Regions from separate parts of the Mus musculus genome. Here region 2 is linked to region 1. A link is a contact called in ENCODE Hi-C or POLR2A ChIA-PET data. All regions are on one chromosome and are shown on one strand. Each heading gives the region's core, a stretch centred on a gene start or an enhancer-like site at or near the end of the contact. The rest is flanking DNA. Distances are from core to core; before and after follow the strand shown.

Region 1 (7,710 bases), core at 1,366-3,865:
CACGCTTAATTAACCCACACGGGAAAATAGTTATACAAATATGGACTCATTAGCAAAGTGAACAAGAGAAAATGAAATGATAACCACTAAATTGTTTTAAACCCATAACTAATAAGGTTTTGAGGTATTTAGGCCAAGAAACATGAAAATTCTGGATACTTACTAATATCTAGTGATCAATCAGATACTTGGGGGTAGGTTATTTATGTGCCTCACACTATATTGGGAATTACACAGAAAATTATTACTACATTAATACCCCAGCTTGACCTGATGGCATAGGCCTGTAATCTAAAATACTCTGTAAACTGAGCCAGGAGGATTACAAATTCAAGGCCAGCCGGGGAATTTAGAGAGTTCCTGTTTCAAAACAGAAATCAAAACGAGGATTGGGAGTGTAGCTAAGTTGTAGAAACCTTAACTAATGTGCACAAGGTTCAGTCCCTAGCACCACCCCAGAAGTTAACAATAATTAATACCTCCGCACTGGCTAAGTAGAATTACAGTTAAGTACTTAGCAATTAGGTATGCATATATGCATCCATTAACTAAACATATGGTCTGAAGAGAATCAAGAGCTACTAAGGCAAGCATTAACATCTATCAGCAAACAGACTTCTTTTGTTGTTTTTTATTCTTTTCTCTCGGCCTCGAGACAAGTTCCGGGCAACAAATTTCTTGGACATGAAGAAATTCTTAAAGAGCTCTTGGCACACAGTAGATACAGAGTAAGTAGGGGCCCTGCCAACACTGCATCAGGCACTCAAGGTACCTACCCTGAACGGCTGGTCTGGGATGAATGGAAAGTAAGGGATTGCCGACTGCTCCTCGCCTCTTTCTCCTGAGATACAAGAGTTTCTGAGCAGCTGCCGGTCTGTGAACACAGCTTTGAGTTCAATTGCCACATCGGCAGGAGGATCTTCAGAGTCTCCACAGGTCAAGCTGATGGCAAAGCTAAAAAGAAAACAGTGTCACTTAGCCAGGAGTCAGATGTAACATTTTAACTTGACCCAGTTCCTCCTCCAGTGGGTTCATCGGCTTTTAATGGGCTGCTACTGTTTACACAGTTTAAACACAGACACTAAGGATTACACTCAAACCAATAGATTTTGTTACCTAAAGTAGGCTCTGGTGAAAACTCCAGTGGAACTGAAAATAATTACAACTGAAGACTTCAAATGCCTCAGGCCACCCTTGCATTAATCCATCTCAGAGTTCTCAAAAACAGCCACAGAACTTGACAAGGGAAACATCTTGTAAGTTTGGTTCTTATTTATTCTAACAGGTTTGGTTACGACTACCGTGTTTCAAAACCATAAAAAAAGAAGTCTTTTGGCCTTCTCAAGGGTCAAAGATTAACTGTAGGCCTATTTTTATCATCACTGATATAAATAGCTATCTGCAGAGATGATGGCTAGGATTGATACACATTCTTTTCATGGGAACATGGTACTTTCTTGGCACTCCTAACTAGTGACACTGTGCAAGTAGGGTAAGGGGAGGAGGCAGCCGCGGGACTCAGCAATGGCAGGGCTCTGCCCTTACCTTTCGGGGTTGAGATCTACGATGCCCATCACTAATACCTTCTTGCCTGGTCTCATGCCACCTTTAATGTGCCCACAAAATGGAACTATCTGCAAAGGAAGAGGGGAGAGACAGGATGTTTATGGGCTGTTAGAGACGAGCCAAACCCTCAGCCCTGAGAATCAGACCCATTAGAAAGCAAGGAAATGCACCAGAGGGGAAAAGGATAAAGGCAGAGACACGGAGCACATTGATTTACCAGTCGTGGGAAGTACACGTCGGCTTGAACTGGAGAACCCAAGGAGTTGTTTAAGTGCCCATCATCAAGTTTCTAAAAATAGAAGCACACAGATTGGCTTTCCACAGACCCTTGTTTATTAGGGAGTGAATGGAAGGATGAGGAATCAACACAAATCTGTAGTGATCCAGCAGCCCTCCACAGACACACATACATATGATGCCTCTTTATAGCCCATTAAATAACCGCGAAACAAAACCCGGCCTTTCCATCCGGTCTAAGCCTCTGATGATCCCCAGGCTCTTGAGACCGGATCAAATTCAAGGTCGCGGCCCACCCGGGAAGCAAAGCCCGTGTAGGTGGGCGGCAGGCCCCTCTCCAAGCACAAACGCTCCCGGAGTCTCTGCCCCCTGGCCTGTCCTCGGGGACGTGGCTGGAGTGCAGCGGCAGCGCTCGGCTTCTCTCCGGAGCCCCCGGCGCGGGACCGTTTCCAAAGGGGTAAATCCCGGACGCCGGGACCGCGGCCCCACACTAACCCACGTGCACGCACACGCGCCCAGCGCGCACCTGGCCGGCGCCCTCCTGCCCCGCGCCCGGGGCCCCCCGAGCTCGCACCCCGCGGCGGCTGACAGGTACCGCGCTTCCCGCGGCACCGCGGGTCCGTAGTCCTTGCCCCGGCCCTCTGAGCTACCCGCCTCGCGGGAGGCCGCTGCACTCACCACCACGGCGTCGCTGTCGGCCACCGACCCCGCCATGTTCCTGCAGCGAGCGCCGGGGACGCGGCGGCGGGCGCGGGTCCGAGCCGGGCGCGCGCACACACGGGCGCGCGTGCACGCCCCAGGCTGGCGCGGCCGCAGGCCCGGGAGGGGGAAGGGAGGCGGGCGGCGCGGAGATCGCGGCGGCGAGGGGATGACGGTGGCGAGGGCCGCAGTGCGTTGGCCTGGGGTGGCATTTAAAGGCGGCAGGGCTCGGCTCGGGAACCGAGAACCGGGAACAGGGCGGGGACGGGGCCCGGGAGCCGCGGCTTGCTAAGCGTGCCCTGCCCTACGGCCATTGGACCACGGCTGAAGGCCGGAGGGCGGTGGCCTGTCGGCGGGAAGGTGGGTGGGGCTGGGGAAAGGGGTGAAGGGAGGGCCCAGGTGGGCCAGGTGACAGGTGCTGGGGACACTCCTGGTCGGTACCCTACTCACTCACCTCCTTCCGCATCCTGGGGGACTGTGGGGGTGGATCAGGAGTGAGGTCGAGAGAAGGTGGAGGACTCCAAAGAGGAAGACCTGGTATGGCTTCTTTCAGAGAATTCCAACCTAGTGGGAGGAAAGATAGTTGCACTGTTTGGAGGAGAAGGAGAATGGAGGTCCAAGGCTTGTACATATTTGACCCTAAATAAAGAAGCAGCCAGGACTCTAGGGGGACAGTTTGCTGAGCGCCGACCAACCCTCTGTTCCCAGGGAAGCGCAGGCTAGTGTCGGGGTCCCGGAAGCATTCTTCAGCAGGTGCCCGGCCAAGCCGCAACTTGAAGTGGACACAGTTTCTGTCCTTAGCTATTTTACGTCACTTGCTTAGTTTGGGGTAATGGAGTCTCCAGTCCTTCTTTGTGTAATACTTCCTAGGGAATACACTCCTCTTTCACGCTAAGGCTCAGACTCCTGTAATGGTATCCTGACACTAGCATAATTATGTAACTTCTCAGATAAGGCTGTATCAACATACTCTCTATTAGGTGACATACTCGGCTTGCCCAATGCACTGTGTGAATCACCACACTAATAAGCAAGGAGCTTGAGCAAGTGAGCTGCTACAGTCCCAGAGGGGCCCTTTGGGGGACCTGGCGTCTCTGCAGCTTTTGTGTCCCTTTATGGACCAGTGCTAATCATGGTAATCTCTGTGGGACAGGGAACATGCCTGTAATCCACAGTCGGAGCCTTTGTGGAAGTGGTTCTCAGAATTAGAGACTGAAGAGTTGTCATTGTGGCTCCCATTTTGCTCCTGTTTACTCATCTGAGCTTGAGAATCACACCTATTAATTATTCTAACATACTAGGCAATTACAAGAAACTTGATATTTTAAAGTCATACTTTGATTCTCTGAATTTCTAAGAGTCAGCATAGGGAAAAAATCATTGAATTATTTGCTATTAGCTAAGCGTGGTACAATATATCATGGTTATTATAAAGGGCTGGTGTCTTGGGTCCAAATTTAGTTTCTTATTACTGATAGTAGCGTGCCTTAATTTCTTCATCAGACATGATAATAATTACTACGATGATCCTATCTTGAATTACTGTGAAGATTAATAAATTGGTTCACACACCTTCCCCAGAAGAACACTCAGCACATTCTAAGCAACAGTTTTGAGTGTCTGCTGTTGACCAAGAGCTGAGAATTAGCAGGGGCATTGCTGAAATTACATTGTAGCGAGGAGAGGCAGACATAAGCAAACTTGCAAGTATATAGGTAGTAAGACAGAAAAATAAGGCGGGGAGGAGGAGAGTGCAGGATGATGCTATTAAAGTAGGGTAGTCTGGGAAAGTGACATTGAGAATTCTGAAGGAGGGAGGGAGAAAGGGAGGGAGGAAGGGAGGGACAAAGGGAGGGCTGGCTCAACCTCCAGAAGAGGTTGCTGGCTCAGGAACTGTAAAGATAAAGTTTGCAAGATGGGACCTGTAGATTAATGCTGGACATGTGGAGCAGAAGTGAAGGCTGAGGTCTTGGAGACACCTTTTACTTGAAGGGAACAGAAAGACACTGGAAGTTTCTGAGCCAGGGAGAGGAGGTTTGGTTTTGGAGGTTCTGGGGAGCAAACCCATGGCCTTGTATGTGCAGGGCAAGCATACTGGCACTGAGTCACATCATGGACCTGTACTCTCTGATGTTGACGCATCCCTGTAGCTGATGTAACAAGGGCCAGAGAACAGGCAGCATGTAGCCAGGGCAGGAGGACAGGAGGAGGGGGCTCAGGTTCTGTGTACCTGCATCTGTGCTCACAGATTTCTGACATTGTGAGGAGACCATTGCCTGCAGCTGGGCCACCACCCTGCCCAATTGCTCTAAGAACTGGGACTCAACAAAGATTTGCAAAATATCCCACTGCTGAGGTTTGTTATCCCATGATGCTGATTCCCTCAGACTCCCACTGGGAAGGGAAGCCACAGCCCACTCTAACAAACAGGGCCCCACACACTGCTCTAAGTCCATTAGGCACTTAGTTTTTAATAACTGTTTTTGTCAAGCCAGTCTCCACTCTTATGAGCAACATTCACACAAGAAAAAAAAAAAAATCTCCAAACTCAGCATTCTTTGATTGCCTACTTAGGTAGGAGGGCACAACTTATCAAACAACTTTTCTGTATTTCAAAACATGATTACAGGTTTTAATTATTTTAGGAACTATGGCCTAGTTATCAAATGATTCTTTTAGACATACACAGAATTTTCTCATACCCAAACAATTAGGAGAATGCTGTAAAACTTGGCAGTCAACACTAGTTTTGAACATTTCATTAACTTCGGTTATTTATGGGGAAGCTAGATTCAGCCTCCGGTGTGTGTTTTAATTACAGACCAAAATAAAAGCCTCCCTCTGAAGAAGATGGTCATGACCCATTCCCTAGAGGAGCGTGGGGCTTCAAAGATGCAGTTCCATGTCCCCTTGTCCCCTTCCACATGGCAACAGAAGCCTGGCAAGGAGGAGGCAGAGGACCCTGCTTCTGCCTTCAGAGCTGGTGCTGTGAACAGGAGGTGTTTGGAGACTCCTCACAGCCAGATTAGTGCCTGTTCTGGGAGTCGCTGCCACGTACCCAAGCCTTCTCTCCAGCTTACCTTCAGCGATTTCCAAGAGACCACTGACCTGAGTCCAGTGCTTGATCTGCCAGAGTGTGACAGGACTGTGTGACTGAACCTGAAGTCTAATTACATCTCTTCATTGTTTCTGGACACTTCTGGTTGCATTTGTTGGCACGTAGTCCTCCCTTTTGTTGTTTTTATGATTTTATTTTATTTTTTTATTTGGTGGTTTAAAGGGCTTTTTCATCTTGTAGTTTTGCAGAAACTTGCCTGGTTTGGCTAGAAGGAAAGAGACATTCTGTCCCCTGGGGATTTAGACGCCCTGACCCACAGGAGGGAAAACGGGAAGCATCTACCTGGCTCTCAGGAGTTGGAGAGGAAATGTCTAGCTGACACAGACCTCCAGCCTCCTTCAAAGCTGGAAACTAACAGCCCAGCTTCTACAAGGAACATGGAAGTTTAAGTTTGATATCTACAGTGAATGTCCATGTACTTTGCATATCTAGCAGTTCATTGAGCTGGGCTGTGCTTTAATTGCTATTTTGTTAATGTTGTACTTTCATAAAAAAGACTAAGCATGGTGGCAAAGGTCTTTAATCCCAGCACTGGGGACGCAGGGGCAGACAGATCTCTTGTGAGTTCAGTGACCAGCCTGGTCTATGTATCAAGTTCCTCAGGTAAGCCAGGACTACATAGTGAGACCACCCTCTGCCCCTGGCAAGACAACAATGCAAAACCCTGAGAGCAAAGTCAAAACCAAGCACACACACATCTTCACTTAAAGCGCCTAGCTCTGAGTATGGTAAGGACACCACTGTTACCATAATGCTGGGGCTAAGGACACACCATTCCAAAATAGTCCACCCACAGGGTAGCTCTTTGGCATATTTCAGCTGGTTTATCCTGAGAATTTGCAGTTAGGAGTAGCTCTGAAAAAAAAAATTCACCTATTGTACTGGCTAGTTTTGTGTCAACTTGACGCAGCTGGAGTTATCACAGAGAAAGGAGCTTCAGTTGAGGAAATGCCTCCATGAGATCCAGCTGTAAGGCATTTTCTCAATTAGTGATCAAGGGGGAAAGGCCCCTTGTGGGTGGTGCCATCTCTGGGCTGGTAGTCTTGGTTCTATAAGAGAGCAGGCTGAGCAAGCCAGGGGAAGCAAGCCAATAGGGGACATCCCTCCGTGGCCTCTGCATCAGCTCCTGCTTCCTGAACTGTTTGAGTTCCAGTCCTGACTTCCTTGGTGATAAACAGCAGAATGGAAGTGTAAGCTGAATAAACCCTTTCCTCCCCAACTTGCTTCTTAGTCATGATGTTTGTGTAGGAATAGAAACCCTGACTAAGACACCTATAAAAGAAATAAACTGTGTTAGTAATTACCTGTATCAGGAAGCAGTATGCCCCAAATGATTTTATGCCTGGAGAGGACATAGAACCAGACAGCCTTTATGCACCACGAATTTCTAGGTTCACTTTCCCATAACATGTCATTCCCCACCCAAGCCCCTGTTCTCCGTAGCTTAGGGTGCTATACAAGCTTCTGTCTTCTGCCCTTTCTCTGATTCTCCCATTTTTTTGACTCTTGTGGCAATGTGTATAATTAATATGATTTTGCTCCTCTTAATCTGTCTTACGTCAGTTTAATTCATAGCCTAGGCAAAGAACTAGGAAGTCAAAGGGAAGCCATCTTCCTAGCCTTACATTTATATAATTTATTCTACCTCTGCATACTGTTGCTTCCATGTGGCAATGTTCAGAATGAGTCTTTGAGCCTCTCTGCCAACATGCTGGCCTGGAAAAATGAAGATCAGTGCTTCAAACTCAGGAGCTAGTTCCAATATTCCCAATCAGATAGGCCCTGCCCATCCAAACCCACCCTATCTGATGATTTCCAATATAGCTGTTCCGGTGGCTGCTTCATAGACTGAGCAAACTGTTGAAGAATGTGTTTTTAGCATTTCTTTGTGGTAGCTCAGGATGAGCACATGAACACACATGTACCACTGGGCTGTACCCACAGCCTGAAAACATTTTCATTAAGAATTTCAAATCAACAGTCTGCATTGACTAAATCTGTTCCATGTCGCTCATTCACAGTGTTGATATCTCTGCTTGCTTCGGATCTGGACAATGAGTTGGGACCCTATATATTAAGGAGGCTTTGGG
Region 2 (6,799 bases), core at 1,109-3,608, 42 kb after region 1:
AGCATTTGGCTTGGCTTATGAAATGTACTGGGCGAATCTGCATGGGGCATTGCTAGGGTCACCAGCATTTCCTTTTCTCTCCTGTCACAGACAAATGCCATACAGCTTGCCTTGTCATCACCTGCATCTCTTTCTAGCTCCCATCATTAACCCTAATGTCTTCTAAGCTTGAACACTTCAAGTGTCAGTCCTCCCTGCAAAGACAGGGAGGCAGAAAGCAGATAGTGGGAAAGCTACTGACAGGTGGCTAGGGAACAGGCAAGGTATAAAGTCTTTAGGAATGTATAGCTCCATTTGGAAGAGTTTGTTAATCAACTCTTTAAGATCCATCCAGGCTAAATGGCTTCAATGCCCGGTCACTGGTCATTGTTAAGAACTGACCATGTAGCTTTGGAACTTCCCAGCCAGATGTGTTGTAGGTACCTGATGCTCTTCCAGGGTCACTGTGTCTCTCACATGCTTGTGCTGTTCTGAAGACTGAGCCCTACCCTAGGGAATACTGCACTAGCAAGTTAGCACTAAGCTAACACCCAAGTCTCTGTCTCTCGTGACATCATCAGGCTGCCTCGGAAGAGGGCCCTCCTTGAAGGAATTTGATTCCTGCTGCCTTCTCAGAGGGGGAAAGAGGGCAGAGTTGCAACAGTCAGGGAGGAACTGCTCACTCGAGGTGGAGTCCTTGGGGTAGGTTTCACTGTAAACACATAGCTGAAATGTGTCGCACGTGGACCAGCTTGTTTTCTGCATCTACAGCCTCTGCCAAAGAACACCGACTTCGGTTAAGAGCGCCGACTGCTCTTCCGAAGGTCCCGAGTTCAAATCCCAGCAACCACATGGTGGCTCACAACCATCCGTAAGGAAATCTGATGCCTCTTCTGGAGTGTCTGAAGATAGCTACAGTGTACTTACATATAATAAATAAATAAATCTTAAAAAAAAAAAAAAGAACACCGACTTCAGGTAGGCAAAATGAGACACCAAGCCAAACTTCCAATAGATGTCAAAGAACCACAGACGATCCCTCCTTGGCCCAACTTTGGATTGACCTTTCCTAGGCAGAGGAATCCTAATTTTTTTGTGTGTCTAGAACTGGAGGTCTTGATAGAAACATTTTACTTGCTGGGGTTTCTTGGTCTTTTGAAATTTTTCTTTCAAGGGCTCTTTCTTATTCCATGGCCAACCCTCCATCACCTTCCTCCCAGGGCATCTATGAGAAAACCAAGCCCATGGCACGTGGGCTAGGCTGGCACAACTGCTGCATTTAGGTGGGCATGTGGATGTGAATGCAGCAGAGTGGGATGAGAAAACACTCCAGCCAACACACTGGGAACTCAACCACCAGAACTGCCAAAGATGGCGGAGGCAGAGATGGTGGCAGTGGCGGCCGGTGGCAGCAGCTCCCCACTTTCTGCAAGTTCAGGGTAAAGGCCATGCCACTGTGCCCAGAGCTTAGGGGACAATGAAAGCAGCCCAGCTTAGCTCATTCACTTGATAAACTTCCACAGATAATACTCTGGTCCCAGGACAGAGGAAGGAGCAAGAAACAGCCATCTCTTGCCTTGGAGCTCTGGGCTGACGAATGTGAATTCCCAAAGATGCCTGTAGGTCTGAGCTGCAGCTGAAGTGCTGTGGTCTGGGCTCAGGTTTGCTTGCCTCAACCACTCAGAGGACTCTGGCCAGTGGCTGTTTTTCTTTTTCTTAATTTTTAAATTATATATAATTTAAATTCATATATAAATATGAGTATGCTGTAGCTGTCTTCAGACACACCAGAAGAGAGCATCAGATTCCATTACAGATGGATGTGAACCACCATGTGGTTGCTGGGAATTGAACTCAGGACCTCTGGAAGAGCAGTCAGTGCTCTTAACCGCTGAGCCATCTCTCCAGCACCCAGTAGCTGTTTTCATACGACACAAATCCCCAGGGTTTCCTGCCTCCCTACTATGACCTTTTCAAGAGTGACTTTTTAAGACAGACCAGCTAAGCCTATCTTCAGTGATGTCACTGGGGATTTTAAACTTCCAAGAAAGGAGATAAAGGAGATTATGTGACTGGGAAAGCAGAATGCTCAGTGTGTCCCTCTCATTGCACTGTGGACAGAGGAAGCAGCCACAGAACAGTTAAACACCCTAAAAGTAACAGATTGCTTTCCAGTTATGAAATCTGGCCCTTCTCATCACTAAACTATATTGTTTCTGTTTCAGATTCTGAAATAGGGGGTGGCCGGATCTAGAGTTCAAAGTGTTTAAAAGCAAGCGTGTGTATTTGTGTGTGTGGCAGGGTGGGCAGTGGGGAACAGCTTGAAAGATAGCTTGGTGTTGAAGAGTGCTTGCTGTTCTTCCAGAGGACCTGGGTTCAAGTCCCATGTGGCTCACAACTCTTGCGGGAAATATTTTTTTAAAAGTCGAGCTGGCATGTTCCCACTCTTGTGCCTCTGCTCCAGCGGCCTGGCTAGCCATGCGCTGACTGGCCATGGCTGACCTATTTTTATCTCATGGACACTCTGACTCAGAACTCCACAATCTCTCCACCCAGCTCGCTGGATTCCCAATGGTGGGTCGTTACCACACCAACCCAGTGCTTACACAAGTCCTCCAAGGCCTTTGTGGGGCACCTCAGGCAAACCCATGCTTTGCTACCGTACCTTTCTCTCTTTAATCTAGACAAGCTGCCGTGTGAAGGAAAACACAACACAAACTTGGTTCAGAAACAATGGTAACTCATTCTCTGGGCACAACTAAAACCTAATCTTGTAAGGCTTATTAAAATCTGATTCCTCCAGTGGTGAATCCTTGCGGACCCGCCATGATACTGGGAAACTCTAGCAGCTACATCTTACCCTTATGCTGTCTGTCTCCATTCCAAAAAGACCTGACTCTTTCCTGCTTCCTCTTTTCCTCTGTCCAACCCAGAAGTCCCACCTACTCGCCCAGTGATTGGCTCCTTTATTCATTAGGGAACTGGCTCACAAGACACCACCTGAGCACGTGACTCATTCCTCATTCCAGAGAACCTCTCCTGGGAGAGCAGAATTAACATAAAATACAAGCAGCACGGAGCCATCCACAACATACAACTATCTTTAACTCTAGTTCCATGGGATCCACAACCCCTTCTTCTGGCCTTCATGGGTACTGAGCACTTATGGTACACAGACATACATGCAAGTAAAACACCCAAACACACAAAATAGAAATAAATAAACCTTCAGAGTGCCGGAGGGAGCTGGGCATTCTTTAAGCAGCTTGAAAGACGGCATGCAAGAATCAGAGCTTACCAGAACAGTGAGCTTAGGGAGAGCATTTGAATACAAGTCTGTGTGCATTTTCCCAACAGTGCTTTGAGAAATAACCGTAGTTCTTCCCTTCTTTGAAAGGATATTATGTTTAACTTTTCCTTGTCCTGTCTGCGGATCCTCTGGCTTCTCATTTTTTCTACGTTGCTCATCAATACCCAGTTCAAATAAACCCTTCTACCAGCTTTCTGTCACTGGTCCCTGAGAAAGTCACCCTTTCCTCCTCCAGCTCCCACTGCATGTCTGCAATGTCCACTTCCCAGTTTTTATAAGCTTTGCCATGCATGTTTCATTAGAAATTGCTTCAAAGATGAAACATTAGTATGTTCTGTGACACAATAGAAAAAAATTAGGCATCAATAAATGAACTTAGGTAACTACATAGGTTTGTGTATCAAATAATACATATGCTATGAATCAAGGAGAAATTTTAAGAGAAATTAGAAAATGTTCTAGGTTGGGGATCTGTCTCAGTGGTAGAATGCTCACCTTGCATGGCCAAGGGTTGGTGTGTGTATGTGTGCGCGAGTGCATGTGTGGGTATGTATGTGTGTATGTGCATGTTGGTGTGCGTGATAGTCTAATTGAATGTTAATGAGAAGTCATTAGTACCTTCAAAAAACTAAAATATTTAAAACATAAAAAGATGTAAAATCAATAATTCAAGTGTCTACTGTAAAATGTAGAAAAGTTAAAGGAATTAAACCCGAAGAAGGGAAGAAAGTAATAAATATAAAGTTAGCAATGAGAATACCAGAAAAATACCAGAAATAAAAGGATTTTTCTTTTTTAAAGTTGGTCTCTTGGTGTAGCCTTGGCTATGTTGGAACTCGCTCTGTAGACCAGGTCTCCATCTGTCTCCAGAGGACTAGGATCAAACGGGGGCATCACTACCAACCCACCGAGATTTTTTTTTAAGTGAAAAATAGTTTTTTGAAAAACTTTAATTAAAATGATAAACCCATGAATATCTGATCAATGAAAAGAGAAAGTACATCGATGAGGAAGGCAGATCATGACTGAGTCTATAGATACCATGATAGTCAGTATCTCCAGGTATGAGCTATTATGTTCCGACAGCAATAACAAGTGAAACAAACCAATTCTGTAAAACCACAGCTCAGAAAAAGAGTCGGTGCAGCTGTGGAGCTGGCTCCATGGGATTCAGAACTTGCTGGGTACGTATGCGGCTATGAGTTCAAACCCTGGCACCCACGTAAGAAGTGGGCATTATGACTGAGGGCACAATGGTGTGTGTCTATATCCCCAATCCTGGGGACACTGACACAAAATGTTCTTTGCTGCTTGGTGCCAAGTAGTATAGGCAACTGGAGCTATTCAGGGTCAGTGAGAGACCCTGCTTCTCTAATGGTTAATAGAGAGCAACAGAAGAAGACACCTAATGGCAAGTCTAGCCTCCACACATGACACACGTGTGCATGAGGTATGTCTTTCACACACATTCACATGTATGTACATAACATCCATACCCTAAAGAGGGCAGATTAACATAGGAAGAAACAGAAATTTTGAAATCATCGGTATTTTATAAAGAAATAGAATCGTCAAAAGCATCCCATAAAGAAAATTCCAATTCAAAGTGCTTCCCTTGTGAGTGCCATTAAAACAAAAAGAGAAAATTACAAACCTTACATAGACAATTTCAAAAGGAGAGAGAGGAAAATTTACTAAGTCATTTCATAAAGTTGCCAAAACTTTGATATTAAGACCTGACAAAGAAATGAAAATGTCAGATGGCTATAGCTGTGACACAGAATCCTTCAGACAGGGGATTCAGCCACAGTCACGACAGTACATCTGGCTAGGGCTTACTTAGACCACTGACGAGTGGATAAAACATTGGAAACATTAATCAGTGTAATTCAAACAGTTACAGAATAAAGGAGAGAATGCCACACAATCACCTCAGTGGAAACAAAAATAGCCTAGGACAAAATCTGCCACCAACCTAGGCTACAACAGACCCTTTCTCGGACAGACAGACAGACAGACACACACACACATACACACTCCCCCCAAATGAATGTAGGTACAAGAGGTTATTGAAAAGTAGAAAGACGGGTCTACAAAAAACACAAGGATACACAGATTGCAAGATTCATTATTGTCAATTTTAATTAAAATAACCTAACGATTTAGCATAGTATAATTTGTAATCTCACTAGGTTTTTGTAGAGATTGACAGGCTAAACCTAGTATTTATTTATTTGTTGCAACTGGGTCTTATTATATGGCCCAAGCTGGCACTGAATTCTTGATCCTCCCACTGAGTCCTCTGAGGGGCTGGCACTACAGGTATCTCTTATGTCTGGCTTTAGTTTGCAACTTAAAGGGAAATGCAATGGGCTCACAATTGCCAACAGCATAGGACTCAGCACCTGATATCAGTACTTACCACTGCCCGGCCTGGCAAATTTTTCTTAAATAATCACAGAAGAGGGCGAAATTAGTACAATTAAAATCTGACTACTAAGCCAAGCCATTAAGAGGGGTACAGTGTTACAGAGTAGAAAGGGCTCACTGGATGCATGTGACAGAAGACTCATAACTGTAATGTCTGAGGACCTCATGGCAATCAGCTTCAGAACTGCAACAAATAAGGATTTAAATGGGCAGCAGATTTGAACAGGTAGTTCAGATAAATGAATGGAAAATAAAGATATGACTATATGCCTGGTATCTATGACCATCAAGAGAATGTGCATTAAAATCACACGGAATACCATTCCAAACCCACACTTAATTGCTAAATTGAAAGCCTTATATCTGGGTCACCCATACCTCTCCACATTTCTGGTTGTACACATGGTATTGCCACCTTGGGGAAACTTTTGATCATTTTTATAAACTTAAACAAGGCCTACTCAATGAGCCACTAAGTCTACTCATGGGTATTTACCCAAGGAAAATGAACGTATATATCTAAAAGGAACGGGGTGACAAATTTCATGGAAACTTTATTTAAAACAGCAATCAGACTTAAATAACTTAGATGCCAATCAACAAGATGGATCAACAACCATGGAGTAGCCATACAGTAAGACACTGCTTGCAATCTCATCACAAGCACATACATTCACGTTGGATTTTATTTCATGGCCATCTGTCTGTCTTCAGATATCCTCATTCCTTGTTTACAGGTTTCACCAAGGGTCTGTCCCTTGCCCTGTCTTGGCCTTCGGGAACAAAAAGGTTCAGGAAACAAAGGGAAGTGACAAGCAGAGAAAAAGACTATTAGCTATTTAGTTATTACTATTTTATAACTTGAGATGATTTTTCCTAAAGCCCCCCCGCCCCCGGCCGTGTGTGTGTGTGTGTGTGTGTGTGTGTGTGTGTGTGTGTGTGAGTATGTGTGTGTGTGTGAGTGTGTGTGTGTGAGTGTGTGTGTGTGTGTGTGTGTGTGTGTGTGTGTGTGTGTGTGTGTGAAATTTGCAGTCAAGTACAGGGGAAAACCAAGGAATTTTCTTAACCAGAGTAGTATAA

The links. Hi-C counts contacts between places; a loop is a spot of excess contacts on that map. ChIA-PET counts read pairs that join two places held with the same protein, here RNA polymerase II (POLR2A).
Region 2: a map of heart shows a loop between it and region 1 (2.0-fold over the local background). The contact joins the enhancer-like site here to the promoter of Lgalsl in region 1. A Hi-C loop is called at or near these places in 2 of 37 maps with a recorded cell type or tissue (both heart). POLR2A ChIA-PET finds 5 or more read pairs at or near these places in 1 of 5 experiments (embryonic stem cell).

The regions. Positions count from the first base shown.
Region 1 is chr11:20,828,493-20,836,202 of GRCm38, forward strand. It overlaps Lgalsl (lectin, galactoside binding-like), which reads right to left and starts at 2,616. Exons shown (of 5, transcript NM_173752.4): 1 at 2,482-2,616; 2 at 1,784-1,855; 3 at 1,546-1,634; 4 at 777-954. The coding sequence starts at 2,517.
Region 2 is chr11:20,870,638-20,877,436 of GRCm38, forward strand. No RefSeq gene overlaps it. Among named protein-coding and RNA genes, the nearest start is that of Gm39608, 25 kb to the right of the region's middle. Within about 2 kb of position 2,359, at least 1 of the 3 ENCODE cell types and tissues checked has a DNase peak (open chromatin) inside an H3K27ac peak, as active enhancers do; it is heart, where a contact is called at or near this core.